Regions from separate parts of the Homo sapiens genome. Here all the other regions are linked to region 5. A link is a loop called in an ENCODE intact Hi-C map of the cell type or tissue named here. Cell type or tissue: endothelial cell of umbilical vein. All regions are shown on one strand. Region 1 has its middle 280 kb from the start of GTSCR1. Region 2 has its middle 300 kb from the start of LINC01899. Region 3 has its middle 52 kb from the start of GTSCR1. Region 4 has its middle 180 kb from the start of LINC01541. Region 5 holds the start of CBLN2 (cerebellin 2 precursor). Region 6 overlaps LOC105372185 (a long non-coding RNA gene).

Region 1 (5,000 bases), 1.6 Mb after region 5:
GCAAGTTATACCAGTCCATTAGCTGATTCTCATGTTTCTATACTCATTTTGGCTTGGAAAAACAATTGCATTTTATTTGAGCTCCATTAACAATTTTGAAAAAAAAAATGGCTATATGTATTTGTGTGTATATATACACACTCACACCTCATCACACACACATACTTATATCCATTCCACTAAATATATCCGTTGCAAAAATTTCACACACTCACAAGTATGTTTGGGTTGGAATATTTAGTGTTTAATTAGTTTGGAAGAATTCATAATTACTATATTGAGGAGATTTGGGGTTATGAGTTTACTATTGCTTGAAATTTCTATAATTCCTTTATTATGAAGGTTGAGCAATGTAATTCTCTTGACAGTGTAAATTAATGAAATACCGTAGAGCCCTAATAGATGATTTTCGCAGATTTCTCCATAAGCCGTTATTACTATCTGTCTGCAGAGGCTTATAAACTTTAGGAGCTTCATGGCATCTTCACATCTTGAGACAGATGTTCTGAAATAGTTTTCAATTACATGCCAATTTTTTGCAAGTCTAAGGTAGACTGGGAAGAGAGAATGGAAAGCAAATTCCAGCTTACTTGTAGTCTGACTTTTAGGGGATATCTCAGTTTGAAAGGATTCGTGAGTTCTTGAGGCATTTTCCTTTTTATCACCCCCACTGGATGCCAGCTTATATCACATGAGCACGTGATGTACCTACTATGGAAAGCACTGAACTAGGCTTTTTACACATTCATTTATTCATTCAATAACCATTGAGTTCATATGAGATATATATATATTTTTCAAGGTGCTAAGGATACAGAGTAAAATAAAACACTGTCTTCTCCTTGGAGAAATCCAGGTCTAGTAAGAAAGGACCTGTCACCTATGACTACAATATGATATAATTAATATTGTGATAGATGCAAACAGAGTGTATTATAGGTGCGCTGAAAAAGAGCATATAAATCCAACTTTTAATATGAGAATTTCTTCTTGGTGAATTGAGTTTTGAAATATAAGCAGGAGTTAGTTGAATAGGAAACAGGAAAATTGCATTCTAGGAAGAGGAGCAGCATAGACAAAGCGTGGTTGGTGAAAATGCAGGACATGACATGGCACCTTGAGGTATCAAGGAGAGTTCCCCATAGCTGGAGGAGAGAGAACTTAAAGGAGGCAGTGGCTAGATAATAAATGGTCTTTTTCTAAATTAAGCATTATGGTTTTTTTCCTGTGAGCTACCAGGATAAAATAAAGAAGAATTGGAAGCAGGGTGCTGGGATGGTCCAATTGTACATTAGAAGGATATCTCTGGCACCAGTGAGATGGACATGTTTTTTGATCACCAGGTCTGTTTTGACCTTCTAGAGACTATAATGTGTCCTTGAAGAATAATCTGTAGGACTATATCAGAGTTTCCTGGAACTCACTGCCTTAGGGGTCCATCAATGGATAACCTCACCAGAAGACAAAAGAGAGGAAATAAACATCAGTGAATATATTTCCCTGGTTTCTTTCCTGGTTGTCTCAGAATTACTGTTTCCCTCAACCAAGACAGAACACCTGCAGGTGGCTCCGTCTAGGTGGTACAGCCCCGCCATACTTGTGCTGGGATACTGCACTATCCCCTGTGGTTTCCTTACACTCTGCCTGTTTAGTCCCCTTATTAAACTCTGCTGTAATTCTCCAATATGAATGGACCACTTTTTATACCTTTTATTCTGCCCAAATCCTTACTAATACCACTTTTACTTTTATAACACAGTGAGATTAGTATTATTTTGTCATATTTTACAAGTGAAGATACTTGAATTCTATGTAAGAAGTTATGTAATTTTCTAAGGTCTCAATAAATAGGTGGGAGAACCAGGAATGGAGTGCTCCTCCCTATCTAGAAAGCCCTCCCCTTCTACTCCTATCCCCTCCCCACAGTGCACTAGCAGGACCTCCTTAAGGACTAGGGGAGACCTAGCATTCTGGCAGGAGTGAGGGAGAAACATCTGAAAGGTCTTGTCCCAATATCTCATGCATTTTCACCCTACATTGTGGTAACATGGTGGATCTGTAGAAAATGTAATGTGACTTTCCATGTATTTTGTCTTGTTGAAACAAAACTCATTTTGCCAAGACCTATATTATATATACTATATTTTTATTAAAATATATGACTATTTGAGGTGCATAGTATATTTATCCATTAAATATTATTCCTTCAAGGGATTATAAACTCCACTGAAATAGAAGGTGATAACTTTTTTTCTATCTATTTTATATGAACTTCAACGTACACCCGTCTTCTAATAGGAAGTATTTAACAAATGCTAAAAATATAAATACCAGTGACACTGTAAAAAGATTTTTTTCCAAGCAAAATTCATATGGTTAGCTTGTGTTTTTTCTTTTACGCAAGATATTAAAATAATTTAACTTATTTACATAGAGATTTCTTTCATATTATACCACAATATGGAATAAGGCATTGATATTTTACTAAAGGAACAGATATAAAAGACCAAAACTTTCTTTATACTATCAGTAGTTCCCCTTTTTTTTTTTCAGGATCTAGATTATACTTTCTAATTATATCCCAGCTCCTCCCTCCCCTAGAGTTGTCTTGTCATCTGAACTCTTGGTAAAGTCTTCAAGAATAGAAATGTGTGAAAGTCACTGGTACACTAAAAACCTTAAAAACAGATATGATGCCACCTAGTGGTCCCAAGAAAATGCATTTGCTGGAAGCAAAGTAGATTCAATGAATGTGCATAGAAAATAACTAAGAAAATTGAAGGATTTCAGGCTTAAAAATTAAGGCAAATGCATTTGCTCTCTAAGTATAGATGCCCCTCAACTTGCAAATTGGAAATATCACGAGTGGAAAATGCATTTATCCACCCAACCTACCCGACATCATAACTTAGCCTCGCCTCCCTCAAGTGTGCTCAGAACACTTCCCTTCACCTACAGTTGGGCAAAATCATCTGGCAACACAGGCCACTGAAGAGCCTGGCTTGCCTCCCCTGGTGATGTGATCTCATGGCTGCGTGAGAGCTGCGGCTCCCTGCCACTGTCTAGCAACCACAAGAAAGTATTGCATATCCCTGGCCCAGAAAAAGATTAAGAGTAAAAATTCAGAAATCAAAGTACTGTTTCTACTGAATGCATATCGCTTTCACACAATCATAAAGTTAAAAACTTGTAGATCTAACCATAGTCAAGGACTGCCTGTATATATGTTCTTCACTTATTTAACTTTACATTTCTCAGGGGACAGACTGAATTCATTCTAAAGTGATTTATCTTCTTACAAATCTTTTGTATACTGACAGAATACATTTGAACTAGCAATATAAAAAAGTAGATGAGGCATTCTACAGAAAGATTAGTCTAATCTGAATTAATCAATGAAATAATATTTAATAGGTCATTTGGTGTTGATGTTTAACCCAAGAAAACTTTCAAAGGGGCTCTTCACATTTCTGTGATTTTTTAAATTCATAGCTAACACAGAGCTAAATGAAACGCTATACAACCTTTCACTGTAATATTTACAAATAAACAAATACCCACCTTTCCAAATTCCTCAGAGAATTTAAAATGACAATGGATTTGAAATGCCACAGCCTTCAAGATAATAATTTAGGTGATGTCTGTTATTTAAATTATCAGAATGCCATCATAGAAAGGACTTTGTGTTTAATTTCCTACCTGCCATATTAAAATGTCAAACTATATTATACAAGCTATTAAGGATGACCCCCAAATTTGATTCCATTTTCTATCCAAAAACAAATTTGGTTCAAGGTATGTGCAATATCCACTTTATTACAGGCTAAAGAGAGAAGATAAATACAATATTAATTCTCAGTTTTATCACACAGTCATATCAAATGGAGAAGATGCCTGGCCTTTTGCGCTATATTATTGGAAATAATAAAATAAAGCGTGGTTTAAATTTGAAACACAATTTCCTAATGTAAGTGTGCAAGCTGGTGTGAACTGTGGAGAAGTGAGCATCTGGGGAGAGGACCTAGTGCCGGCTGTGCTTCCCCACATGGATGGCCTCAACTCGATGACTATACATGTTGACCTTCAGATCTTTCAGCACAAAATAATACAGTGTGCTTAGATGACTGTGAAATTCTGCCTGCTTCTACGATGCCACTCTATTTAAGCCGTCAAACTCAGGACTAACAAGAGATTATTTACCTGATTTGCCCTGTAACCATAAAGTTTCAGAAAATTATTTTCCTTTAATTTTGTAAGGCTATTGTGTTCATTAATTACATGTACTCCTCCAGTTGTATAAATTCACCAGGAATAATAATGTTAAAAATCTTGGATACAATTTGCAGAAAACACTAAAGCACATTCATTAAATTTAAACATGTAACTTTGAGACCTTCCACACAGAATTTAAAAAACATTTTCGGCCAGGTGCAGTGGCTCACACCTGTAATCCCAGCACTTTGTGATCCCGAGATGGGCGGATCACATGGTCAAGAGAGCGAGACAATTCTACCCAACATGGTGAAACCCCATCTCTACTAAAAATGCAAAACTCAGGGCCGGGCGCGGTGGCTCACGCCTGTAATCCCAGCACTTTGGGAGGCCAAGATGGGCGGATCACGAGGTCAGGAGATCGAGACCATCCTGGCTAACACGGTGAAACCCCGTCTCTACTAAAAATACAAAAAATTAGCCGGGCGCGGTGGCGGGCGCCTGTAGTCCCAGCTACTCGGGAGGCTGAGGCAGGAGAATGGCGTGAACCTGGGAGACTGAGCTTGCAGTGAGCAGAGATCGCGCCACTGCACTCCAGCCTGGGCCACAGAACGAGACTGGGTCTCAAAAAAAAAAAAAAAAAGAAAAAAAAAATTAGCTGGGCGTGGTGTCATGATGCACCTGTAGTCCCAGCTACTCGGGAGGATGAGGCAGGAGAATTACTTGAACCCAGGAGTTGGAGGTTGCAGTGAGCCGAGATTGCACCACTGCACTCCATCCAGCCTGGC
Region 2 (5,000 bases), 460 kb after region 5:
CCAGGATGGAAGGCGATGTGCTGCAGTTGAAGGACTTTGCTGTCCTTTCTCTGTGTTTTGGTGGTGTTCTATTAATACCTCTGTCCCAGTGCTTAATATTTTAGTTTATTTTCTGTTTGCTTGTTTCGTTATATTTTTGATAATTTGAGATTAACAAAAACATCAACTGTTGCCAGCTCTTTATATGCAGCTATGATTTGTTTTAATGTACATCACTGATGCTTACAAGAGTAGATACAAATCCATATTTTCTGAATACATAAAGTGACAGATAAAGGATCTAATGGCCTGCCCATCTCACCCTGTGTTTCTCACTGTAAATACACTAAATTCTCACCATTATCAAAAAATGCTATTTTCTTGCATATCTTTTTACACACTATGTTCTTGGCTTAAAATATCCTTCTATAGCTATAAGAAAATTGTTTATCTCATTCTTTTTAAAAAATACTCCAGTAGTTATTAAAGTTTTTAGTAGACATTAAATGCTCAATATCTGTTGAAGAGTGACTGGTCTTTCTAGCACAAAGCTTGTCAAATTTATAAATCAGTGATCATTTTCAAGAAAAATAAATATGACTTTAATCTTATGCTCTGCATTTGGTTGACAATTTCAATTCACACATTTTTAAATAAATGCACTTCCATTTTATCCAATTCTTAAGATAATCACAACTAAATATACTTTAGAAGTTGAAATAATTATTCCTAATTTGATCTTAATGTATTAATATTTTATTTTAGTCTGTGGGTATGAGAATACCATGTCTTACATATTTACAGGCATATCATTGTGCTTTTCCTAATACTGGATTAATTCTTAATGTACTTTTTTCAGTTTTGCATATTTATGTTCATTGAAATTTTTTTATTCATAGATATGTCTAAATAAAAGAGCAAGAAGGTAAAATACTAATGGCAGAACACAGAGTAACATATTCTCACCTCTCCTGATCTTTCTATGATTCATATATTTCATGGGACTATCAGACAGCTACATTTGCGTAGTTTAGTCCTCATGTGCAGTTTTGTTAATGGTCTAAGTCATTTCCAGTGGCAATTTCCTGGTGAGTGTTTACCTCCAGTAAAATGCTACTTCCAATGAAATAAGTCTACTGTGAAAGCTACAGGAAGAAATCAATATGAAGCAAGATCACTAAATTAATGTTACATCTCTTTGAGATGTTATTTTTATTCCATCTCCTTTTTGACTTACAGTTATAATTACAGTACTTACAATATTTTATATATTTCCCATATCAGAGTTATGGGATAATTTATTTGCCTAATAGAATATTAATTTCTCATCACAAATGTAATTTCTTATGATGGTCTTTACTATAAAATTATCTTTGATGTTACCAGGAGCACATCCCATCGATTAGAATCTCATAATCAGCCTGGTAACAAAGGCATGGCACAATGTCTAGCAGCGTCTGTTTTTAGGATGACAAACTATTGGCAGAGTATTGGCAAATAAATTTACTTTTTGCACCTTAAAATATGTCTAAAAATACCATAGTAAAAGTGTATATTAACATCTTTTACCTGTCCAATCAATGGAAAGAAAACAGAAGGAACCTGTACAGTATTAATGAGACTTTCACAAATACAAAGTCAGATGCTTGACCAGCAAGCAGCCTGACTTGAGCTGGTTGCATCGTGATGGATCAATGATGAGATTTTAAGAGTTCCATGGACTCTCAGGCATAGTAAAAGAAAACTGGACTCCTTACTCTTTCCTTATAAACTGTAATCTACATTATCTACATTAGTTCAAATTTTATGAAACATTTAAACCCGTGTGCCCTAAATTCATCTAAATGAAAGATATTTCCCACATATACTCAGGCTTTTTTGCCACTCTATTCACTACCAACAAACACAAGCTTTATGTAAGCCATCTATAGTTTCAACAACATTTCCTTCGTGTCCTTCTTCTGGAACAGAGCCTCCAAGTTCCTTCCAGTTCAATTTGTCCTCTATGTCACAACCAGAATCATTATCTTAAAACATAAAGACAACTTGTTATTCTCCCTTTCTACCCCCAGAGGGCACTTCCTTATCCAGAGATTGAAGTACAAACACGTGTAAGACTCTTCACGATATGGTCCCAAATTGCTATTCTAAAAACACGCAGTGAACTGTCTGCAATCTAAAGAAAAATGGTTTAGACAGTATTCCCAGTTCTTTCATTTACAAAATTGGGAAACTAAGTCTTTGTGACCCCATATTCTCATCTGCATTGTGGGGAAATAGAACACTACCTGTTTCACAGGAATGTTGTGAAGAATAAATGTGAAAACTGCCTTACTGTTACCAAGTATCTCAGGCTCAAAATGCATTTTAAAACTACTTCTTTTTCCTTTTTTGTTTACAGCCTTGAAAAAATACATTTAAAACTCTTTGTTTCTACAATTCCCAAAAGCCACTTCCTTGAACAGTGTTTGCTTATCTAATTATTTGCTTGCTTAGAAATTCCAGGATCCAAAATTTTGAAACAAACCAGGCAGAGAGACCCAGCTGGAGAATCCTCTTGCTTAGTGGGAGTTAGGGACATCCTACCACTACCAGGATGAAGTCAGGATGATGCAAACCAGCCCTCCCTGGATTGTCAATTACTCAAGATAACCATTGGAAGGAGGCAAGCAGACCTGGAGCCTCCTGCACCACTCCCACATGTTTCCTGCACCTTCTTCTTCTTAAACCCCTTCACTCAGTCCAGAAGGCAGACGTGGCTCCTTTGAGGCAGAGTCTGGCCATCTCCCAATTGCTAGCATTCAATCAATAAAGTTGCTTTCCTATCACCACACTTTGCTTCTCCTGTCTTCAGCCCCTGAGCAGCAAGCAGCCTGACTTAAGCTGGTTGCATCATGATGGATCAAATGATGAGATTTTAAGAGTCCCATTAACTCTCATGCATAGTAAAAGAAAACTGGACTCCTTGCTCTTTCCTTATAAACTGTAAACCTCTCCCATATGTACCTTGTTACATGCTATTTCGTCTGCCTTAAGTAACTTCTAGATTTTTCAAGTGTTACTGTTTAAATCATAACCATTTTCTTTAAGGCTAAAGTGCAAATGTTTCACGAAGCCTTTCTTCAGTTCATGGGAAGAAGGTACTTTTATTATTCTATCCTCCCCACATTACTAGTACTTCTGTTACTGTACATATTATCTTTTAAATTTGTTGGCAAACTTTGGTTTTCTTTTATTTATTCATTAGTCTAAAAAACTCATTAAAGGCTCAGATGGTATTTTATTTTCATTTGTCTTCCCTGAATCATCTATCAGAGAGCCAGATGACAATGGGGTATTAAAAGCACATTCTAAATTCCGTATTGTTTCTAGACAGTCTTGAAGAAAGTATATGAGAAGCAACGCCATTCTTCCCAGTTACCTAGCACAAGTACAAGTGACAGAGATAATCCTTTTGGTTTACCTTTTTATCTTTGGCTTTCTGTTTAAATATCCAATGATCATTACAATTTGTGCCTAAATCAGTTACCAAAAGGTGAGTTGTTTTCCTCGTAATTTAGTAACAACAACAACAACAATAGACCCGTGAAAGCAATTCAAGAATTATGGATTGTCTTTGTGGTTACATCCAGCATTAACATTTTTTATGATGAGTTAATAATTGACACATTATTTTAAGAGAATTTTTAAGAATAAACCAATACATGAGACAATATAAAGCCCCATGCTTTTCACACAATTTGAAAATGTGTCTTGGTCTAAGATCAAATGATCTCAACCTATATATGCTAAACAATTGTGAGCAACATAGATCTTCCAAAAGCTTGGTAATAATGCATCCTCTTCTCTCCTTATTACTTTACAAAAAAAAAAAAAAAGAGAAGATGCTGAAATACAAACAGAAATCAATATTTTATGGAGTGGTTCAGTAGTTTACTGATCTTGGTATATTCATTGTATTGCCATAGTGTTTCTCAGAAAATATTATTGTAATCTTCCTGCTAAATACAAATACAAATATAGCTCTCCTGATTATCCTGAAAGTATATATCATATTGCTGGTAATTAGTATTATATTGTACTTCACCATAGAGAAAATTTTATTCTGTTAAATATTAGCAGATATTTTATTTATTTATTTATTTATATTATTGACATTTACATTAATATTATATTTATATTAATAATAACATTGTTAAGGTAGGGCCTGTGTCTCATTAATTGTAGTTTGTTTCAAAATTCATATGCTTTTGTGTGCATTTATCTTACTGTATCAAATAATACAGATATCTGCAATGATTTACATAAAATAAAAATATAGTAGTAATAGTAAGGTCGGTTAGATAATCTTATATAAAGTGGACTATTCTTTCAGAAGTTATTCAAATATTTATTATTGAGCATCTTATTAAGACCAGCACTTTCCTAAGGTGTGTAAGAAAAAAATGCATACAATATAAAGATCTTCAAATTTGTATGTTTTACTTAGTGTCAAGATACAATCAGCAAATTAGAAAGTGAATTATTATGATTTAAAATAAGTGGAAATACTTTTCCCAATAAAACATATAACATTTTATATAGATATTATCATTGCCATAGCATTGGAAAAGGTTTCTAGGAAGTACATATTAAGGGAAAAAATAAATGACAAAAATGACAAGAAGCTAGAGTCTAAATGTATACGAATGTTTTTATATTTTTAGGGAATTACAAACGATTTGTGTGTTCTTTTATTTAGTATCCAGATGCTCTGAGAGATGTATTCTTTTTCTTACAAAACTGTCTGCAAGTTTTGCTTGACACTCCCTATACTTTCTCTTAGGAAAAAAGGAAGAGCCTCATATCCTTACATAGAATAACAAATTAGGATGGCTTAGCCCACTGGAACTGCTACAATGTAACAAACAAATCTGAACATAAGATTTTCACTCCCACAAGAAGAACTGAAGGCAACCAGGAAAGGTATTTCCATACGGCTTGTTACAGGATGTTTCCTTCCAGTGCATTAATTATTTTAC
Region 3 (5,000 bases), 1.9 Mb after region 5:
TCGAGGCTGTTAATTCCAACTACTCTGGAGGTTAAGACTGGAAGGTCACTTGAGCCTTGGAGTCTAATGCTGCAGTGAGCTATGATAGCACCACTGCACTCCAGCCTGGTTGACAAAGTGATACCTTACCTCTAAAAAAGAAAAAAGAAAGAACTCTGACAGTTCAACAACAACAACAACAACAAACTGCTTTAAAAAAATAGGCAAAGAACATGAATAGACATTTCTCCAAAGAAGATATACAAATGGCTGATAAGCATGTGAAAAGACAACATCGCTAATCACTAGAGAAGTACAAATAAAACCACAATGAAATACCACATCACACCCATTAGGATGGCTGTTATCAAAAAATAAAATAAAATAGCAAGTATTAGCAAAGATGTGGAGAAATTTAAACCCTTGTGTATTTGCTAGTGGGATAAAATGGTGCAACCACTGTGGAAAATAGCATAGCAGAACCTCAAGAAATTAAATATGGAATTGCCATATGATATGACAATTATACTTCTGGGTAAATATCCACAAGAATCGAAAGCAAGGACTCAGATATTTATACAGCTAGTTCACAGCAGCATTCACAATAGCCAAAAGATGGAAGCAAATCAGGTGTCTGCTGGGACACAGGGAGGGGAACGTCACACACTGGGGCCTGTCGGGGATGGGAGGCAAGGGGAGGGAGAGCATTAGGACAAATACCTAATGCATGTACGGCCTAAAACCTAGATGATGGGTTAATAGGTGCAGCAAACCACCATGGCACATGCATACCTATGTAACAAACCTGCATATTCTGCACATGTATCCCAGAACTTAAAATAAAATTTAAAAAAAGAGAAAAAAAATGTAGCATATCCATACAGCGAAATATTACTCAGTTTTTAAAAGAAAGGAAATTCTGATATGTGCTACAACATGAAATAACTTAGAAGACATTATGCTAAGTGAAATAAGCCAATCACAAAAGGGTAAACATTCTAGGATTCTTCTTAAATGTGTTAGCCCTCTAGAGTAGCTAAATTCATGGGGATAGAAAGTAGACTGGTAGTTAGTTACCAGGGGCTGGGGGAGAAGGGAATGGGGAGTTATTGTTTAATGGGTACAGAGTTTCTGTTTGGAAAGATAAGTTCTGGAGATGGATAGTGATAATGGCTGCACAACAATGTGAATGTATTTATTGCCACTAGACTATACACTTAAAAATGGTTAAACTGGTAAGTTTTATATACATGTTAGTGTAATAAATATATATCATAAAAATAAAAGATTTTTGCTGGGATATACTAACTTCCTAAAGGCCAAGTATAAAATGTTAAGATTTATGGGTATATGAAACTTGGGTATTCAAACATTCAATTATCATAATTTGAGATATTTATCTTCAAGTTTGACAGAATAGAGCTACGTGACATTGCACAGACTCTCACATTTGCATTTTCCTGAATACCATTAAATTATTTTATTGAAGAACTTTTTTCTTATCTGTCTCTAAATTGCATTCTACTAATTTTGTTTTCCATATGATTGTCCATCATTTTTCAGATAAAAAGCTGTATAAATGACAAACATTTTTGAAAAGTTATAATTAAGTTACTTTTGTCCCCATATTGTAACAGTTATAGCATTATTGTCAATATTCTGATATAAAGACTTATTTTCAAAAAGACGTTAGAAAGCTACCTGTCATTTTTTCACTGTGCCTACATACAGGGTAGACTATAACCTATTCAGCCAAAAACACTTTCTAAGCAGAAAATCTGATCATACTTTGTGACAAAAGAACTGGGTGTATGAAAAACTTATGACATTTTTCACAATTGCAGGATCTTCAGCTGCAGATATTTTCTCAAAATGTCAGTAATAATAAAAATCTGCATTTGTCAAGCAGTTACTACTTTTCAAGGGACAATGCATGCTTATGAAATTTCAAAAGTTCTATTAAATTAGCATCTCCAAAAATCTTGAAATTCCCATTTCTGTGCTCATATATTTGAAACTAATATACCTAAATTCTTCTTGTTATAGTGTGTATTAGTCCATTTTCATGCTGCTGATAAAGACATAACCAAGATTGGGAAAAAAAAGAGGTTTAATTAGACTTACAGTTCCACATGGCTGAGGAGACTTCAGAATCATGGCAGGAGGCAAAAGGTGCTTCTTACATGGCACTGGCAAGAGAAAATGAGGATGATGCAGAAGTGGAAACCCCTGATAAAACCATCAGATCTCATGAGACTTATTCACTACCATGAGAACAGTAAGGAGGAAACCACCCCCGTGATTCAAATAATCTCCCACCGGGTTCCTCCTACAACATGAGGCAACTATGGGAGTACAATTCAAGATGAGATTTCGGTGGGGACACAGAGCTAAGCCATATCCTTCCTTCCACCCCTGTCCCCTCCAAATCTCATGTCTCATATTTCAAAAGCAATCAAGTCTTCCTCACAGTCCTCCAAAGCCTTAATTCATTTCAGTATTAAACCAAAAGTCCACAGTCCAGAGCCTCATCTGAGACAAGGCAAGTTCCTTCTGCCTATAAGCCTGTAAAATCAAAAGCAGGCTAGTTACTTCCTAGGTACTATAGGGGTACAGGTATTGGGTAAATACAGCCACTCCAAATGTGAGAAATTGGGCAAAACAAAGGGGTTACAGGGCCCATGCAAGTCCAAAATCTAGCAGGGCAGTCAAATTTTAAAGCTCCAAAATGATCTCCTTTGACTCCATGTCTCACATCCAGGTGACACTGACTCAAGAGGTAGGTTCCCATAGTCTTGGGCAGCTCTGCCACTGTGGCTTTGCAGGATACAGCGCCCCCTGCTGGCTGCTTTCATGGGCTGGTGTTGAGTGTCTGTGGCTTTTCCAGGCACACGGTGCAAGCTGTCAGTGGATCTACCATTCTGGGCTCTGGAGGACGATGGCCTCTTCTTACAGCTCCACTAGGCAGCACCCCACTAGGGACTCTGGGTGGGGGCTCTGACCACACATTTCCCTTCCACACTGCCCTAGCAGAGGTTCTCCATGAGGGCCCTGCCTCTGCAGCAAACTTTTGCCTGGGCATCCAAACATTTCCATTCATCTTCTGAAATCTGGGTGGAGGTTCCCAAACCTCAGTTCTTGACTTCTGCACACCTGCAGGCTCAACATCATGTGGAAACTGCCAAGGTTTGGGGCTTGCAACCTCTAAAACCATGGGCTGACCTGTACCTTGGCCCCTTTTAGCAACAGCTGGAGCAGCTGGGACTAAGTGCACCAAGTCCCTAGGCTAAACACAGCATGGGGAACCTGGGCCTGGCCTATGAAACCATTTTTTTTCTCCCAGGCTTCTGGGTCTGTGATGGGAGGGGCTGCCATGAAGACCTATGACATGCCCTGGAGACATTTTTCCCATTAATATTTGGAAAATAAATATTTTCCAAATTAATCCAAAGGGATTATTTGGCTCCTTGTTACTTATGCAAATTTCTGCAGCCAGTTTGAATTTCTCCTCAAAAAAAATGGGTTTTTCTTTTCTACTACATCGTCAGGCTGCAAATTTTCCAAACTTTTATGTTCTGTTTCCCTTTTAAAACAGAATGCTGTAACAGCACCCAAGTCACCTCTTGAATGCTTTGCTGCTTAGAAATTTCCTCCACCTGGCTGAGCGGTGGCTCACACCTGTAATCCCAGCACTTTGGGAGGCTGAGTTGTGTGGATCACCTGAGGTTAGGAGTTTGAGACCAGCCTGACCAACATGGTGAAACCCCGTCTCTACTAAAAATACAAAAATTAGCGGGCATGGTAGCAGGTGCCTGTAGTCCCAGCTACTTGAGAGGCTGAGGCAGGAGAATCACTTGAACCCAGGAGGTGGAGGTTGCAGTGAGCCAAGATTGCGCCACTGCACTCCAGCCTGTCGACCAAGCAAGACTTCGTCTCAAAAAAGAAAAAGAAAAAGAAATTTCTTCTGCCAGATTCCCTAAATCATTTCTCTCAAGTTCAAAGTTCCACAAATCTCTAAGGCAGAGACAAAATGCCACCAGTCTCTTTGCTAAAACATAAAGGAGTCACCTTTGCTCCAGTTCCCAACAAGTTTCTCATCTCCATCTGAGACCATCTCAGCCTAGACCTTATTGTTCATATCACTATCAGCATTTTTGTCAAAGCCATTCAACAAATCTGTAGGAGTTTCCAAACTTTCCCACATTTTTCCTATCTTCTTCTGAGCCCTTTAAACTGTTCCAACCTCTGCCTGCTACCCAGTTCCAAAGTTGCTTCCACATTTTTGGATATTTTTTCAGCAATGCCCCACTCTACTGGTACCAATTTACTGTAGTAGTCCGTGTTCATGCTGCTGATAAAGACATACCCAAGACCGGGAAGAAAAAGAGGTTTAATTGGACTTACAGTTTCACATGGCTGGGGAGGCCTCAGAATCACACCTGGAGGCAAAAGGCACTTCTTGCATGGTGGTGGCAAGAGAAAATGAGGACAATGCAGAAGCAGAAATCCCTGATAAAACCATCAGATCTCATGAGACTCATTCACTGTAATGAGAACAGTATGGGGGAAACTGCCCCCATGATTCAAATTAGCTCCCACCGCGTTCCTCCCACAACACGTGGGAATTATGGGAGTACCTTTCAAGATGAGATTTGGGTGGAGAAACAGAGCCAAACCATATCACAGCATTAATAACTTCCCTGGATGAACATTTAAACTGTATACATATTTCATATGTTGATACTCCTTTGGTAATTCTAAAATATTTTAAAATTGATGATTTTAATAATTTTACTCAGCAAATATGATTAAATGTTTATTATGATCAAGATGCTATGTTAAATGCAAATTGTAAAAAGAAGAATCACAAAATTGATTGTGTATTCATTAGAGGTGCTTTTCTTTTACAAATCCATTAAATTAAAGGGAAACTAATATAATTAAGCAATTCTTGCTGTACGGAAAGTGAAATATAACAGTAATTGAGAGATCTTGTCAGTTTCAGCATTATACACCATTAA
Region 4 (5,000 bases), 1.1 Mb after region 5:
ACAGATTCTACCCACACTGGAGAATAGAGAATCATTCAATAGTTTGAACACGGAGAGGCAGCTGTTGTGAGGGTCATATTAAAGTCTGCACGACACAGTGACCTATATTCCTTCTAAGATTGTGATGGGTATCTCATGAGAGATTATATACAATTTTGGGGTATAAAATTATAAAGAGACTATGGACAAAGGTGGGAAAGAAGACTTGAATGATCTCTCTGAAGGGGGAAACATTAAATAATCAAAGTTACTGATGTATAGAGTGCCTGAAGAAGTAAAGTGGTGGATCGATTTAGAAATATGTGAACAGCCTGTTATAAACTGAATAGTTGTGTTCCTCTCAAATGCATATGCTGAAGCCCTAACCACCAGCGTGTTAGGTATGTTTGCATGGTGTTGCCTCCTTTGGGAGGTAGTTAGGTTTAAAAGAGGCTATAAAATGGGGCTCCCATGATAGGATTAGTGTCCTTATATAGGAAGAGAAAGAGGTCAGAGCGCTCTTGCTGTGGGTCATGTGAGAACACAGCAAGAAGGAGGCTGTCTGCAAGCCAGGAAAGAGCCCTCAGTATGAACAGAACTTCCCAGCCTCCAGAAGGGTGCATTGTAAATGTCTGTTGTTTAAGCTACTCAGGCTATACTATTTTGCTATGGCCGACTGGGCTGACTAATTCACAGCCTCTGTTTTTTCTTCAGTGTTGTCAAACTTGGATTAAAATCTTCTTACCATTTGTTTGTACATAAGCTGCTGAACTAAATTTTAGCTATTACTTCATATAAAAAAGTAGATTTAAGCAATTTAAGAAATCATTTCTCTAAAAACTTTTTTCTAATTTAAGAAATGATGCTTTATAGAACAATGCATTTGAATATATTTGCTTTTTTACATATCAAAAGTGTGAAAGTGAAGGAGAGGACTTAATTTTTCTCCAGAAAGCTGTATAAAGTACTCTTTTAAATGTACATGTATGCTGCATAAAAAAAATCTCATCCACATAGTCATGTCAACTATACATTTAAATGGCAAAAAAAAAGTGGTAAACTGGGGATGAGTACTTAAAATCACAGGACGAACTGGAGCACAGAGGACAATTGAACAGGATTTCACAGAGCTTCTCAGGCAAGCACAAGTAGGAACATCTCAGAAAAAAAGTTTATTTTCAGTACGTGTAACTCCAATGGAGTCAATAATTATTTAGAGAAACAACTAGCTCTAAGGGATGTATTATACACTAAAGCACAAAGTAACAAGTGATATATATTACTACTGAATAGGCGTGTGTGTATATCCATGTATTTATTTATTTTTCTCTGCGTACAGTAAATGAATGCCCATTGTATTTGGGCTGTGTAAAAGGTCTGAAAGGGCCTATAGAAGTGGATGTGGCCTAGTTTATAATAACAAGGTGCTAAGGTCTGTTAAGTCATTCATATAAACATGTTTATAACTGTACTCACTTCCTTAACTGAAATTGGAAGAGTGTCTCCACAAGGGACATGAAGGGGGAGCCTTTTGGGTATTTCTGTGTATACAAATTCTTTTGCTTCCTTGGTTATTTCCACATCGCAGTTGGCAGAATTAATGAGCAAATGCTCTCCTTGTTGACTTTCAAAATTAGCTGTCTGTAACTGGGAATCTTGGATAGCTTATGGACTATTGGTGCCTGGAAGTAGGGCTGTAGGAGGATAGCATAGTTTTCACACAGGAGAATAGCAAAAAGTGTGCCTAGCACTGTTTGCATACAATATCGATACATATACATTACATGCTAACACATTTTTTTCAGAGATTAACTAAGATACTTTATAGTGGTCACCATATTCCATAAATGATAGTTTTCTCAATCAAGTGAATTTTGTCAAACAGTTTTCTTAATCAAATCTATTTTTCTGACACATTTTCAATAATTTCATAGTTTTTCTAACTAGGAAATTATTTCTATATATTACTCTAAGCAAGATAAATTGATTCCTGTAATTTTCATGGACATTTTAGCAGGAATGAAATCTCGAGATGACAAATGACTTCGGTTGATGCCCAAGCCAGTTTTCAAAGTCTTCTACATCATTATTTCCCACAATTGCCAGACAGCTGTCACAGTTGTGTTAAATGTGAAAGGACACCTTTATACATTCAGACATTGAGTGTAGGGTGAATCATATTCTACTGATATTATATCATTGGGAGAAAGAAAAACAAGTAAGAACATTGCAATTCTCTCAAACCTCAGGACATTATTAAGTCCCTAAATGCATCATATTTTTCGAAGTCTTTAATGATGGGTCCTTGTTTTATAGTCATTCTAATCAATTATTACATTTTTAAATATAATTGCCTAATATAGAAAAGTAATTTCTATTACCATTTTATTTTACTGAAAATATAATACCAGTTAATGTTGAGACTTTTTTCTATTACATCAAAAGTCTCCATTTCCAATGTGGATAATAAAGGACATTTTACTTCCTCAGTATACAGTGGTCTAGGATATAGACAGATGCAAATTCATTGCATATGATTAGACTGGCCTGACTTCTGATTAATGAGAGCCACAAGGCTTCCAGCCTTCTGATATGATTGAGTCAGACAGTGCTGGTTGCATTCTCTTTTCTTTTTAATTGAATCCAAGTTTTGCTTTAGGTGGCACTATCTCTCATATAAAATACTTCCAGAATCACCTGCACCTGGAGATAGCAGTTCCCACTGTTAGAAAGTAACAAGACCCTAGAAGAGCTTCCAAAAAACTTAAGTTTTTGTTCCTTTATTTTTTTATTTATACATTTTTACCTTTTCACCTGAAGATACGAAACCATCTTGAGACAGATGATAAAAGTCACAAGCAAATTATCAAAAGCAAAACTATCGATGGATCTTGGTATGGTAAGAACATCTCAGACTGCTGGGTTGACAGTTTGCTTTGTGGGAAAGATCAATTCTCTTTCAGCTAAGCCACTATAGTTAGGTTTCTGTGATATGCTGCAGCCTAAGGAAAAGCTAAGAGTTTTTTAGCAGATGACATAGCGCCACCCAGAGCTTGTGGTTGTCTCCACATGTCCTTCTTTGTCCCTGTTGTGTTACTTTCTCCATTCAAGTGGCCTCAGCCAATCTCTGCTAACTGAGCAGGATGTAGAAACATGAAGACGTGGACAGAATCTTGCATTCATTGCACAAGGACTCCTTTGTCAGGTATGCCCATGTGATTGCTGAAGACCCAGTCACCAATCATAGAAAATGCCACTTTATCGTTCCAATGGAGCTGTTGCCAAGGGCTCTCATGTTGCCAATAGCCTGGCCATTTCTTCTTTCTATCTTGCTGTGAAAAACAAACCTGGACAGAAGAGGACATCACCGCACTCCTTGTGACCTTGTATTTGGAACCAAATGTATTGTTTACACATGTTCCACAGCTATATAATATTCAAATGGAAAATGAATTTTTCCTAAGTTTTTCAGAGGATAGTTTGCCCAAGTAAATGACTGAGTTTGCATCTGTAGTTATATCAATCCAGAGCTATAGGAGACTATCCTTCTATGTTCTGTAAGCACTTTAATTACTTAGATGGGAGTATAAGAAAAGTACCAGTGAGATATTTAAATGTGTATTGCTAATAAAATGGCTTAAAATATTTTTCTCCTATATAAACTATGCCAAATCTAACGTTAGAAATGGGCTTACCAATATTTATTAAATTAATCAGCAAATGATTCCACTGTAAAATTTATAAAAGAAATTATAGCTTTCTAGTTTTGTGAATGCAAATGAAATATGATTTATATTTAAACCTATAGACTGATTTATTATATACAGAACATAACAAATTGTCAATGTTCCCCAAATGTATATATTTAACATCAAGTTTCTCATGATCATTATATTTTTCAGAATGACAGCTTTACAAGTTTTCATACATCACGAAAGTTATAATTTTCATGCAAAATAGAGAGCTTTTTAAACAGCAAATACAACTTTGGATAAAAAAAATAATTTTCCCAAAATGATAATTCAAGAACAACCAAAAACACTTGAAAATGTAAAGATGTATCATTTCTCAAAGAATGCACTATTGTATACATTTGAACAAAGCTTGTTAATATGAGGACTCCTTGCCTCAAATTTAAGCACAAATTTATACCGATTTCTAAAATATGTGTTCATCAAGTTCTGTGCTTCAGAAACACATCTTTTAGGAGAATTTGTGGTATCTGTATTTAAACATGTGCCAAAGACATTTGGAAGGTAAAGACGTAAGGAAATGTTATTGAAAATAACCAAACGTAGTGTTCATATATGCTCTTTTATGTCACTAAAAAATTGCGAAAAATGTCAGTCTGGATGAATTTGATACTACTTTCTCAAGTTTTCTACATATATATAGAAAACTAAAATAAGAACTAATGACAAACTAGCTTCCTAGTTAAACTTTCATGCAATTCTGATGTCAGAAGACAGAATCTCAAAGGCAAAACTTAATCTAGAGGCAAGATAATAGGAGACTTGGCATCTATACAAAGCATGAAGTTTACTCACATACAGTGTCACTGCTGTGAATTCTCCTTGCATTCTCAGACAAATCCTACATCATCCCTCATTCTTTCCCCAAAAGAGAAAGTCACAGCAAGACCCACACACATATATTCACTCCCAAATGCACACAGTTATAATAAAGAAAATGTGAAGAAGTCCTAATGAGCCCATCTTTTTCCAAGTGAGCATGGTGCTCTGAGCAACCCCTTCTTCCAAACACACATGGAAGATTCAAAAGAACATCAAATTCATTTAACGTTCATTCCTTTTAGCAGCCTGCCAAAGCTTATGTCACATGGTTATAAAATAGTAGAGTGATTATTACAATTCATTTCTTTCTGTAGCCAAGTCCATACTTTCTCCCCACTTTTTTCAACATGTAACTATTCCTTGATAGTGAATGCAATAAAAGCAAATATATTAATCACTTATGCTTCTATCACAATTAAGTGAATTAACACTCAACAATTAGCAGCC
Region 5 (5,000 bases):
TCACTGCAAGCTCCGCCTCCCAGGTTCACACCATTCTCCTGCCTCAGCCTCCCGAGTAGCTGGGACTACAGGCGTCCGCCACCACGCCCGGCTAATTTTTTGTATTTTTAGTAGAGACAAGGTTTCACCGTGTTAGCCAGGATGGTCTCAATCTCCTGACCTCGTGATCCGCCCGCCTCGGCCTCCCAAAGTGCTGGGATTACAGGCGTGAACCACCGCGCCCGGCCGACTTTAATATCTTCTTATGTGAAACAACTAATTAATCAATGAATAAATAATCTGCTTCTCTGTCAATTTGCTATCTTTTATGGTTTCTTCTAAAATAATCTCTAGTCTAAATTAAACCTAACCTGTTTATTATATAAGAATGCTTATAGCTTTTTTCAATAACTTAGTCCAATAAGTCACATAGATTAAAGGTGTCTCTACATATATATAATCTAAACATTTATGTTGCCACATAGAAAGTGGTTTTCTTTTTTCCCCCAGTGTTGATGACGATAGTTCATGTGTGCTTGCATTTATATTAGTCAAAAGGAATGCTTACAGTATTGAGGAAAGATGCTGAGTAGAGTTGCTATTTAAGGACTTACAGATGTGTGAGAGGTATTGCTATAAATTAGCATCCCCAGATTGGTCTAATTATGTCTGTGTCTCACATGTCTTTCAAATATCTAGTGTTCTTTGCTATCTATGCTTACACTTAAATCAGTTCTCTCTATGGTGGAATGATGGATGGGGGCTTATTTTGACAGTAAGACACTATCACATGGATGAAATAGTGGAATAAAATAACTATTTGAAAGTAAGAGTGCATTTCCACTCTGTTAAACTCACAAAAATGGTAACAAAACATGGCAAACTGTGGTGGATTTGAAAAAGCATCCTGGCAAATGCCAGTACCTATCTCCAGCATGGTACAAAAGTGTTGAAGTATGACATTTACTTTACAGTGAGTATAGCTTAGGAGGATGAGAGATTTTGGAAGTATTGTATATTTTCTACTATTTTGCATGCTAGGTTAACCAGGAAGCATTTGGCTCAGAGGTACTTTTAATCACATCCTTACACCCATACTAAATATTTTGTCTCACGCAGCAGTGTGCAATGACTTTCTGCATATCCATTCCAGTTGAACTGATCGTGAATTTCATCTCCAGTGCTTAGAGATGATGCCTTGGCAGTTCTGTTCTAAATGGGGAGAATAGCGGTGAGAGGGCCTATGGGAAAATAAGGCCTTCAAAACCCCCTACCTGAAAAGACCTCCGTTTGTTAAGGTGGAATCAGACACTGCTGAAATCTTCAAAGGGGAGAGGGTTCGGTGTGAAGTCTGGAGGAATAAGAAATACAGATGCTCTAATGAACAGCACTGGCTAACTTTATTATTATTATTATTATTATTATTATTAGCCTATCAGAAAAGACGTATAATGCATGTCAAAGGACAAAGTATTTTTTAACCATGTTTTAAAAAAAAATCAGGCTATAGAGTGTAGATTTAAATATTGATTGTTTTTTAGACCAGCATAAACTATACGGCCCAGTTGTCTGTGCAAACGTTGTGCCGACGATAATAACCGATGATAACCTCACCGCAGCATTTATCATCTTGGCAGAGTTGTTTGTTAGATCAGTGAAGATCCGGAAAATCAGGCGGCGTGCTGCTTGGTTTTGCCAGGAGTAAAAGTACTGAAGGATACCGGGAAGACTGGTCATTATTGTTCTTCTTGTGGTTGCTATCATTATTATTATTATTATATTATTATTATTGCAGAGGTCAGCGCTGCTTTTGGGGTGAAAGAAGACCATCAGCAAACCTCAGCCTTGCGGCCAGGACTCCCCCGTCTTCTGTCGGAGTCCGCCGGTCCGCAGCCTGCGGCAGGGAGGCCCGGGCACCCGCAGGTGGCGCCCCACGTCCGTGTTTGCGCCCTCAGCCGAGCTCCAGGCGCAGCTGGGAAACCCAGCGCGTCTCCCCGGGTCCTTTGAGCGAGCGCGGACACCGCAATTTAATAAATAAGCGCAAGCGCCAGCCGCTCCACCAGTCCGAGGTCCAGAGGAGCAGACACACAGACCCGGGCCGGAGGCCCCTCTTCTAGCCCTGCGGGAACCGGACAGTTCCCCAACTGGGACTCTGGAACCACAGCTCCTAAATCATCAAATTCTCAAGCTTTTTTTTTCCCTCTCTTCGTCCCAGCCATCCCAGTCTTCTTCTTCTTTTTTTTTTTTTTAACTTATTGTTTTTTTCGCTCCTGTCATTATGAAAGTGGTCACGCCATTCAATATTAAGACTTGGAGGGAATTGGGGAAAGAAAAGAAAGAATCTAAAAGAAGAGAAGCGACCGGTGCTTTTAAGGGTGTCTAATTTTCAAAAGAGACGTCTGGGAGTATTTTGCTCTGGGCGTTTGGGTGAGCAGGACCGGGGCGTTGGAGGGTGCGGCGGGCTTGGGAGCAGGGAAGGTTCCGAGTCCTAGGGAGGCGGCAGCGCTCGGCTATGCCCTCTGGAGACTGGCGGGGCTGCGGGGCCGAGGGGACCCGCGAGGGAGCCGCGCTGCGGACGCGCTGAGCGCGGGAGCTCGAGGGGCCCCAGGCAGCGGTGCGGGCGCGAAGCCCAGGGGTTGGAGGCACCTGGGCGCACAGCGCGGGGCGCTGAGCCGGGCGAGACGCGGGGTTCCCGGTCCCGGGCGCGGCGCCTAAGCGGGCGCGCGGGGCGTGGTGCACCCCTGAAGCGGCGCAGGCTGGCGCGGGAAAGCGGCAGGGCGGGGCGGCGCGGTTATTGGCCACGCGCTGGGAGCAGGGTCGCGCTCCGTGTCCTCCTCCCGACAGCTCCCACTCGCCTCATTTTCTCTAAGCAGAGCAACTTCGCGGACAGCGGAGCTCGCCCAGCATGGATGTTCCAGGTAACCACCCCCGACCTGCCCTCCCCTCCGCATGCAAGCGCCTTCTGCGTGGATTTTAACGAAGACTCTCCCTGGTCCAGATCGAGGGGTGGAGGAGGTGGAGAGAGAGAAGGGAAATCATGTAGGATCGGGGCTGCGGACAGCGGATATTTATCAAGAGCCAACTTCTCTGTTCTTAGAAAGAATACTGGAAGAGTTAATGGGAGGCTGTGGGCGGCGAGGGGGCGGCTTCTCTGCGTGTCTCTGGGCTGGTATTGAAATGGCCTGTCTGCTTTCCTGGGAGGAGCGGGGACGGGGCAAAAGTGCAGACGGGCGCGTAAGTTCGCAGAAACCTGCAGGGGCTGCCGCCCCGCTGAGAAAGAGAGAATCCCCGTGGTCTGGAAACCAGAGCTGGAGAATAACCCAAGCCTGGGATTCCGTCGTTGGAATCGGTCCTTCGCCTAAGAGAGGAATCCCAGGGGTTTCACCCAAGGGGGCTCGCTAGTGGCTGCAGGGACCTTGGAAGTAGGTGTTTGGCTTTACTGCCCGTGTGTGTGTGTGTGTGTGTGTGTGTGTGTGTGTGTGTGTGTGTGTGTGGTGTCATTTCCCCCCTAGTAATCTTATTCGCCCCAAGGAGATTCCTGGGATTTGTTCTGTGGGTGGAAAACAGATAAAATCTGTACCAAAGGGACTTAAATGGACTTTAAAAACATCTCGAGGATTGAAAAATAGAGGATAGCAGGGAAACAAGGGATAGGAAAAGGGTTCCTTGGTGCTGCTCCAAGGAAATGCTGTGAGATGAAGGCGAGAAGGCAAGCATTCGTAGGTTTTTCTTTGCCTGCGTCTTAGCCCCCTCCGCGCTGGTGAATGGGCGGGGTGGCGGTGACGCCTTCTGAGGGTCTCGGGGCCCGTCTTAGCGACGAGGACCTGCAGAAGCGCGGCCCCCTCCCTCGTCGCAGCCCCGCGCGCTGCTCGGGAGCCTTCAGGGATGCGCTGCCAGCTGCGCCCGGGCGTTTCTCCGGACCTGTTGTGCCAGATCGGAAAGCGGGTTGGCTGTGCGCGGGACCAAGGGGGTGGCCTTCGGGGAGAACCCCCGAGCCGCAGGCACCTGCTCCCAGTCCCCCTTCTTCCCGGTGGCTCCACCTCCCGGTGTAAGGCTTTGGGTTCTGTGCCCTGACAGGTTCACAGGCGCCTTTCTTCTGAGAACGACCCTGGCCTTGAACGTCAGAGCCGGGGACGAAGGCCCCCGGAGGCTGCTGCGAGCTCCGCGCGTTCCTTCGCGCCCTTCCGCGCCGCTCGCGCCGGCGCCGGCCTCCACCCCCGCGCGCCGCCTCCCACCAGTCCCGATGCAGGCGCCCGGCCGGGGGCCACTCGGGCTGCGGCTGATGATGCCCGGGCGCCGGGGGGCGCTGCGCGAGCCGGGCGGCTGCGGATCCTGCCTGGGGGTGGCGCTGGCCCTGCTGTTGCTGCTACTGCCCGCCTGCTGCCCCGTGCGGGCGCAGAACGACACGGAGCCCATCGTGCTGGAGGGCAAGTGCCTGGTGGTGTGCGACTCCAGCCCGTCGGCGGACGGCGCCGTCACCTCCTCCCTAGGCATCTCCGTGCGCTCCGGCAGCGCCAAGGTGGCCTTCTCCGCCACGCGGAGCACCAACCACGAGCCGTCCGAGATGAGCAACCGCACCATGACCATCTATTTCGACCAGGTCAGCCGTCGGCCTGCCCACCCCGCCCCCAGCCCGGGGAGAGGGGCGGGGACCTGCGCGCGCGGGCTGGGGTTCAGGCTTCTTGGACGTGGAGTTCCCAGGCTCTGTCCTCCCCCTCTGCCCTGCTAGTCTCTTTCCTCCCGTTTCATAGAACGCACTCCTACTCTTTCCCTTTTCCACATTTTGGCTTTTTAAAAACTTTTAAATGATCAGCTAACTTGGCACTTGGATGACTGAGAGTCCCTTAAGGCTGTCTAAGCTTTCTAAGAGTTCCGTAAACCTAAAGATTTGAAATATGTTTCCCAAAAGGAAGCATTGCACGTTTTACTTTTCACGGCGGTGTGGTTGATGGTCTTCAGTCACCCAGGTGGCCACCTGAAGGATTGAGTGCATTTAAAACTCTCCACGCTCACGAAAGGAG
Region 6 (5,000 bases), 1.8 Mb after region 5:
CTCCCAAAACTAATTGAAAACCTAGCAGAATAGGCTCAATAATAATTGAGGGAGAAGATGCTTAGCTACTTTTCCTGACAGAGGAATGGTCTGTTCAGCATCCGACTGCAGCTGCTCTGCCTGAACACTCACCTCCAAGCCACTGGACTTGCTTCTCCAACATACTTGTTTCTAATAACCCTAAAGGGACCTCTGCACTTTCAGAGCATCTCATTCACTGTCCATGGGCCATGTGCCGCCAGGGGCTGGAAAGAAAGATGGTCTCCACTTCTCCCTTCTAGACTGAGTGTCAAGCAGTCCAGTTGCAAATGTTCACTGCAATATTCATCACCATGGAACTACTAATCAACTTCCTTTGCCATATAAACCTTACTAGAATAGTATCCTGTCATCACAAAAAAACTCCCCTCAATTTCCTCTTGAGTTTTCAAATCTTATTCATCTTTCAAACTGCCTGTCCTTCCTTTCTCCCTTCTTTTGATCCCTCACTTGTCATACAAACCTTAAGGAAGATAAAATAGACAAAATTCAATCCAACATATATATATATATATCACTTACAAGGGAAGAAAATTATGGCATAATTTCATCCTCCAAGATGCTCGACTTCTAATTAGTGGTCTCTGCTTTCTTCCCTTTTCAGTTTTTCTCATTTCTGCGATTCCTCCCTTTCTTTCCTTTACCTGCTATTATTTTCCTTCATTTCTGACATTTACTTCTTCTGTAACCTCCAAAGTTTTCATTTACAAGTGATCTTTATCACATACAATGACCCTGGAAGGAATTCCTTCCTGTAAGAGGAAGGAATACATTCAACAGACAGACATGTGTATATATTCTGAAACTGCTCCACAAATCTTTCTCTACCACATATAATTTGGCTTAATCAACTGTCTTGAAGCACTTGATTATCTTCTGGGATCTGTAATCCTCTCATTTCTTAGAATTAAGTTAGTTTCTTCCCACTTTTTTTCACTCACTCCCTGTGAGGATAACCGGATCTTTGCAGCAATAATTCTAGAAGTTGTCCTGTAAAGAAAGATAGATAATATAATTAACTTTTAAAATCTCATCGGAAAGTGAAGGTCCTCCCCTTAAGAAAAGATTCAATAAAGGGAGAGCTGGTTCATGGCAGAACTAGAAGTGGGTCTCCTAATGCCTAATTCAGCCCTGTCCCCACCACTGTGGCAACGGAGTACAATAAACTTCTGACCCAAGGTGCTATTATTCAGGAATTAATTTGAGAGTGAAATAACTTCATTTCACTGAGGAACTGTAAGTAAAATTTCATTTAAATTGCATACATAGGTTCTATGAAAAGAAAACTATACTAAAATAGTTTATACTGTTTTATACCATTTATTCAGCTCCTACTGTAAAGATAAATTAACTTCCCTCAGGTGTTAATGATACTATCTGCCAGGTGATTAGCACACATTAACTCTTTTGTCTCCCATCAACTATAATATGGAGAAAGTGTTATTAGCCCATTTTTAGAAGAGAAAAATAATATTTAAAGAAGTTAGGTTACTTTTCCAAGGATACTCAACATATATGAGGCTTCAGTAGAATTCAGCTCAAGACCAATCTCCAAGTCTACACTCTTTTCAAGACACTGGAACAAAGGAGTGAAGGAAGAAAGTGAGAAAGAAGGAAAGAAGGAAGGAGGCAAGAAAGGAGGGGAGAGAGGGCAGGAGATGAAAGAAAGAGAAGAAAAAGAAAGAGACACAGAGAGGTTAGGAAGGCCAAAAGAAAAAAGGAAGAGAGGAAGAAAAAGAGGAAGGAAAAAAGAAAAAGAGAAGGGAAGGAAGGAAGGCAGAGAGGGAAAGAAAGACCTAAGAAGGGAGAGAAGGGAAAAGGAAGCGAAGGAAGGAGGGAGAAAGGGAAAGGAGAGAGAGGTGGCAAGGAAAAAGATTAACGTTAGCAGTCATAAACTGCTAGAAGACAGGATGTAGCAGGGCAGCTAGGAAACACTTGCTACTTTAGGGACAGCCATAATTATTTTAAAATACAGATGGTGCATAAATCTGAAGGGAAAAAAGAAGCTCCCATTCCCACTTTAATACTGGGAAATAAAAATATAAAAGATAGAAAATGTTAGAGATAATCAAGCTAAGTTCGCATCATCCTGCTTTCAAATGATATTGCCTAGGAAAAGAGGTCTTGACAGTGCATATGGATGGAGGGTGTATCAAAAGATATAATCAGGAAAAATACTAGCTATCTTCCTATTTTATGAGCAACACCTTCACTATCTTCAGAGTCTACCAAAAAGCAGACATTAGTGAAAATATTAAGCATAAAAGGCTTGAAGATGTTGCCATGGGAACAATAAAAGCAGTCTTGCCTGGGTTCTATGTCCAAGTCCACCTTATCCAGGCATTTCAAGATATTTCCTTAATTTGTCAAACACTAAAAGCAACAGGCATCACACGACTTAGTGCACGGAATAGCATACTATTTATAGGCAAATTTCTACTTCTCAAAATGAGCAGTATGACTAATTAACCTTTGTTTTATGTAACACATGAAATTGAAAACAGCCCTGAAATTGAGGCTGTCACTAATCAGCCTTAGAGAGCCCTGGCTCAAAACCAACCTGACCTCAGCTCGTGATTGTGCACCCTTTACCGCCATCTAGAGTCGAAAATCCCAAACAACAGGCAAAGCCACCCAGAGGATATGGAAATTAGCCTAAATTAGTAAGAGGTGCACAGTATCTCCTGCATTGTCCACGTTTTGTTTTTCGTTTTTTTGTTTTGCATTTTTATCGCCCAACTAAGGTAACAGCCTACTTATGGAAGCTGTCTTAAGTACTGTGACAAGCTCTGTGTGAATCACTTGACAACGATGGTTTTGAACTATAGCCCATACAATAATAGCCTCTAACTCAAGCACTTTGTGTCATAGCAATACACTAGTTACTAGGACATTCTAGAGACACAAATAAGATTATTTTTATGAGGAGAGAGGTATTATTGGAATTAAAAGGACAAGACTTATTCATTCTTTCTTCTTTTGTTCAAACGAAGTGCTACAAACTCCATAATTCTAAGCAATAGTGATTGATGTGCTGACAGAGCCACTAAAAGGATGCTTTTTTTTTTTTTTTTTTTTTTTTGAGACGGAATCTCACTCTGTCGCTAGGCTGGAGTGCAATGATGCGATCTCGGCTCACTGCAACCTCCACCTCCCGGGCTCAAGCGATTCTTATGTCTCAGCCTCCCGAGTAGTTGGGATTACAGGTGTCCACCACTATACCTGGCCTTTTTTTTTTTTTTTTTTTTTAGTAGAGACGGGGTTTCGCCATGTATGTTGGTCAGGCTGGTCTCGAACTCCTGACCTCACGTGATCCACCCGCTTCGGCCTCCCAAAGTGCTGGGATTACAGGCGTAAAAGGATGCTCTTTGATTCATTACAATAAACAACTTGCCTAATCTTGATTCCTGAATCAATTAATTCTTAAATTGCCCTACTATTGGGTAAAATGTTTAGCCTAGCAGGTGGAATATGTTACTAACATAAGGTCAAGATTGCTATCGAAAAGTGCAGCCCATCTGCATTTTTGAAAGAATCTTCAGGTTTAATTACATCAGTGATTTGATTTTAATCTATATAGAAAAGATGTCTTTTATTATATATGTAATGATAGCCAGTGAAAACTAACATAGAGTTGCTTGATGCTTATACCAGAGAAAGTCTGACTATGTAAAAAGGCAAATGATGTTACTACTTTACATAGACAACTTGGTATCTTCTAATTTGTGTTACTCAATTGGAGTTTTAATCCATGGGATTTTCGTATATTTTGTCTCATTTTGCAACACATAGAGCACTTAAGCAAATACTATTATCACTAAGCACCAAACAACAAGCAACGTATTTGAACAAATGTGTAAACACATACATAGCAATATGTTGTGAGGTTTCATTTTTTAATTAATTTATTTATTTATTTATTTTTGAGACGGACTCTCGCTCTGTCGCCCAGGCTGGAGTGCAGTGGCGCGATCTCGGCTAACTGCAAGCTCTGCCTCCTGGGTTCACGCCATTCTCCTGCCTCAGCCTCCCAAGTAGCTCGGACTACAGGCGCCCGCCACCACACCCAGCTAATTTTTTTTGTATTTTTAGTAGAGACGCGGTTTCACCGTGTTAGCCAGGATGGTCCTGACCTCGTGATCCGCCCGCCTCAGCCTCCCAAAATGTGAGGTTTTATTTTTAAAGAACGATATATCCCTAAATTGTCATTTATTATATTGTATTATTATAAGGCCTATTTAATTAAAAAAATACAGAACTAGTACAAAGATAATAAACCACCCACAGACCTTGTACCTAGAGGTAATCCCCACACAGAGAGAGCTCATCATTGAGTCATATTGCACATACATGGTTATAACCTACTTTGTTCTTCTAAAAATCTATTTTTTAATGTATGATTACCCTAAAATATGAGCAGTAATTAGAAAATAATAATAATCTTAAGGCCAACAAATTTAAAGCAAGGGATGATTAAAAAAACTAGAAAATGCTGATTGCCTTATTCATCATTTTATTCAATCTCTTAGTTACATTTATAAATCTTATTTAGTTAGCACAATAAGGTATAATTGGCATAAATAGAAGTGAATAAATTTATTTAAAACTTATTTGAAAGATATTTAGGACCTGTAAGTGACCAGTTGCATGTGCAGGTTAGAGACAGGACTTTGTTTTGTACAGAACTGAGTTCTAGCCTCCCCCCTAAAATGTCAGCTTCTTTCTCAAGTCTGTCTGTACATCAGAATCAACTGGAAAGCTTCTAAAATGTATTTTTTCTTGGGACCCATGACAAACCAATAAAATCAGAATATTTGGGGTCCTTGATAGTCTTTATGGAAGCTCCCAAGTTAAGATGTAATGAGGGTTAACATGCAGTAATGAACACATAGTGAGAATTGATAACCACTGGTCTAAATGGTGTTTAAACCATGAGACTAAATGAGAACATCAAGCGATTG

What was found. A loop is a pair of places that touch in the nucleus more often than their neighbours do. Peaks named below come from ENCODE experiments on the same cell type or tissue, not always from the same donor. Only the 100,000 strongest peaks of a DNase experiment are listed, where the experiment ranks them.
Region 1: it touches region 5 in a loop (11-fold over the local background); 23 of 110 quality-filtered maps call a loop at or near these places.
Region 2: a loop joins it to region 5, with 7 times the contacts of the local background. A loop is called at or near these places in 3 of 110 quality-filtered maps.
Region 3: a loop joins it to region 5, with 27 times the contacts of the local background. A loop is called at or near these places in 4 of 110 quality-filtered maps.
Region 4: it touches region 5 in a loop (10-fold over the local background); 8 of 110 quality-filtered maps call a loop at or near these places.
Region 6: it touches region 5 in a loop (20-fold over the local background); 10 of 110 quality-filtered maps call a loop at or near these places.

The regions. Positions count from the first base shown.
Region 1 is chr18:70,930,121-70,935,120 of GRCh38, reverse strand. No RefSeq gene overlaps it. Among named protein-coding and RNA genes, the nearest start is that of GTSCR1, 280 kb to the right of the region's middle. In endothelial cell of umbilical vein, a CTCF peak has its summit at 2,724 (motif pointing left); a DNase peak (open chromatin) is centred at 2,680.
Region 2 is chr18:72,083,689-72,088,688 of GRCh38, reverse strand. No RefSeq gene overlaps it. Among named protein-coding and RNA genes, the nearest start is that of LINC01899, 300 kb to the right of the region's middle. In endothelial cell of umbilical vein, a CTCF peak has its summit at 2,059 (motif pointing right); no DNase peak of the experiment used is centred here.
Region 3 is chr18:70,596,838-70,601,837 of GRCh38, reverse strand. No RefSeq gene overlaps it. Among named protein-coding and RNA genes, the nearest start is that of GTSCR1, 52 kb to the left of the region's middle. RefSeq lists an enhancer at 2,852-2,931. In endothelial cell of umbilical vein, a CTCF peak has its summit at 2,807 (motif pointing left); no DNase peak of the experiment used is centred here.
Region 4 is chr18:71,396,774-71,401,773 of GRCh38, reverse strand. No RefSeq gene overlaps it. Among named protein-coding and RNA genes, the nearest start is that of LINC01541, 180 kb to the left of the region's middle. In endothelial cell of umbilical vein, a CTCF peak has its summit at 3,032; no DNase peak of the experiment used is centred here.
Region 5 is chr18:72,541,383-72,546,382 of GRCh38, reverse strand. It overlaps CBLN2 (cerebellin 2 precursor), which reads left to right and starts at 2,041. Exons shown (of 5, transcript NM_182511.4): 1 at 2,041-2,406; 2 at 2,853-2,897; 3 at 4,057-4,579. The coding sequence starts at 4,223. In endothelial cell of umbilical vein, CTCF peaks have their summits at 1,910 (motif pointing right) and 4,294 (motif pointing right); a DNase peak (open chromatin) is centred at 1,942; H3K4me3 peaks cover 1,698 bases; H3K27me3 peaks cover 1,973 bases.
Region 6 is chr18:70,779,691-70,784,690 of GRCh38, reverse strand. LOC105372185 (a long non-coding RNA gene) reads right to left here. Exons shown (of 4, transcript XR_007066413.1): 3 at 562-1,029. Among named protein-coding and RNA genes, the nearest start is that of GTSCR1, 130 kb to the right of the region's middle. In endothelial cell of umbilical vein, a CTCF peak has its summit at 2,646 (motif pointing left); a DNase peak (open chromatin) is centred at 2,640.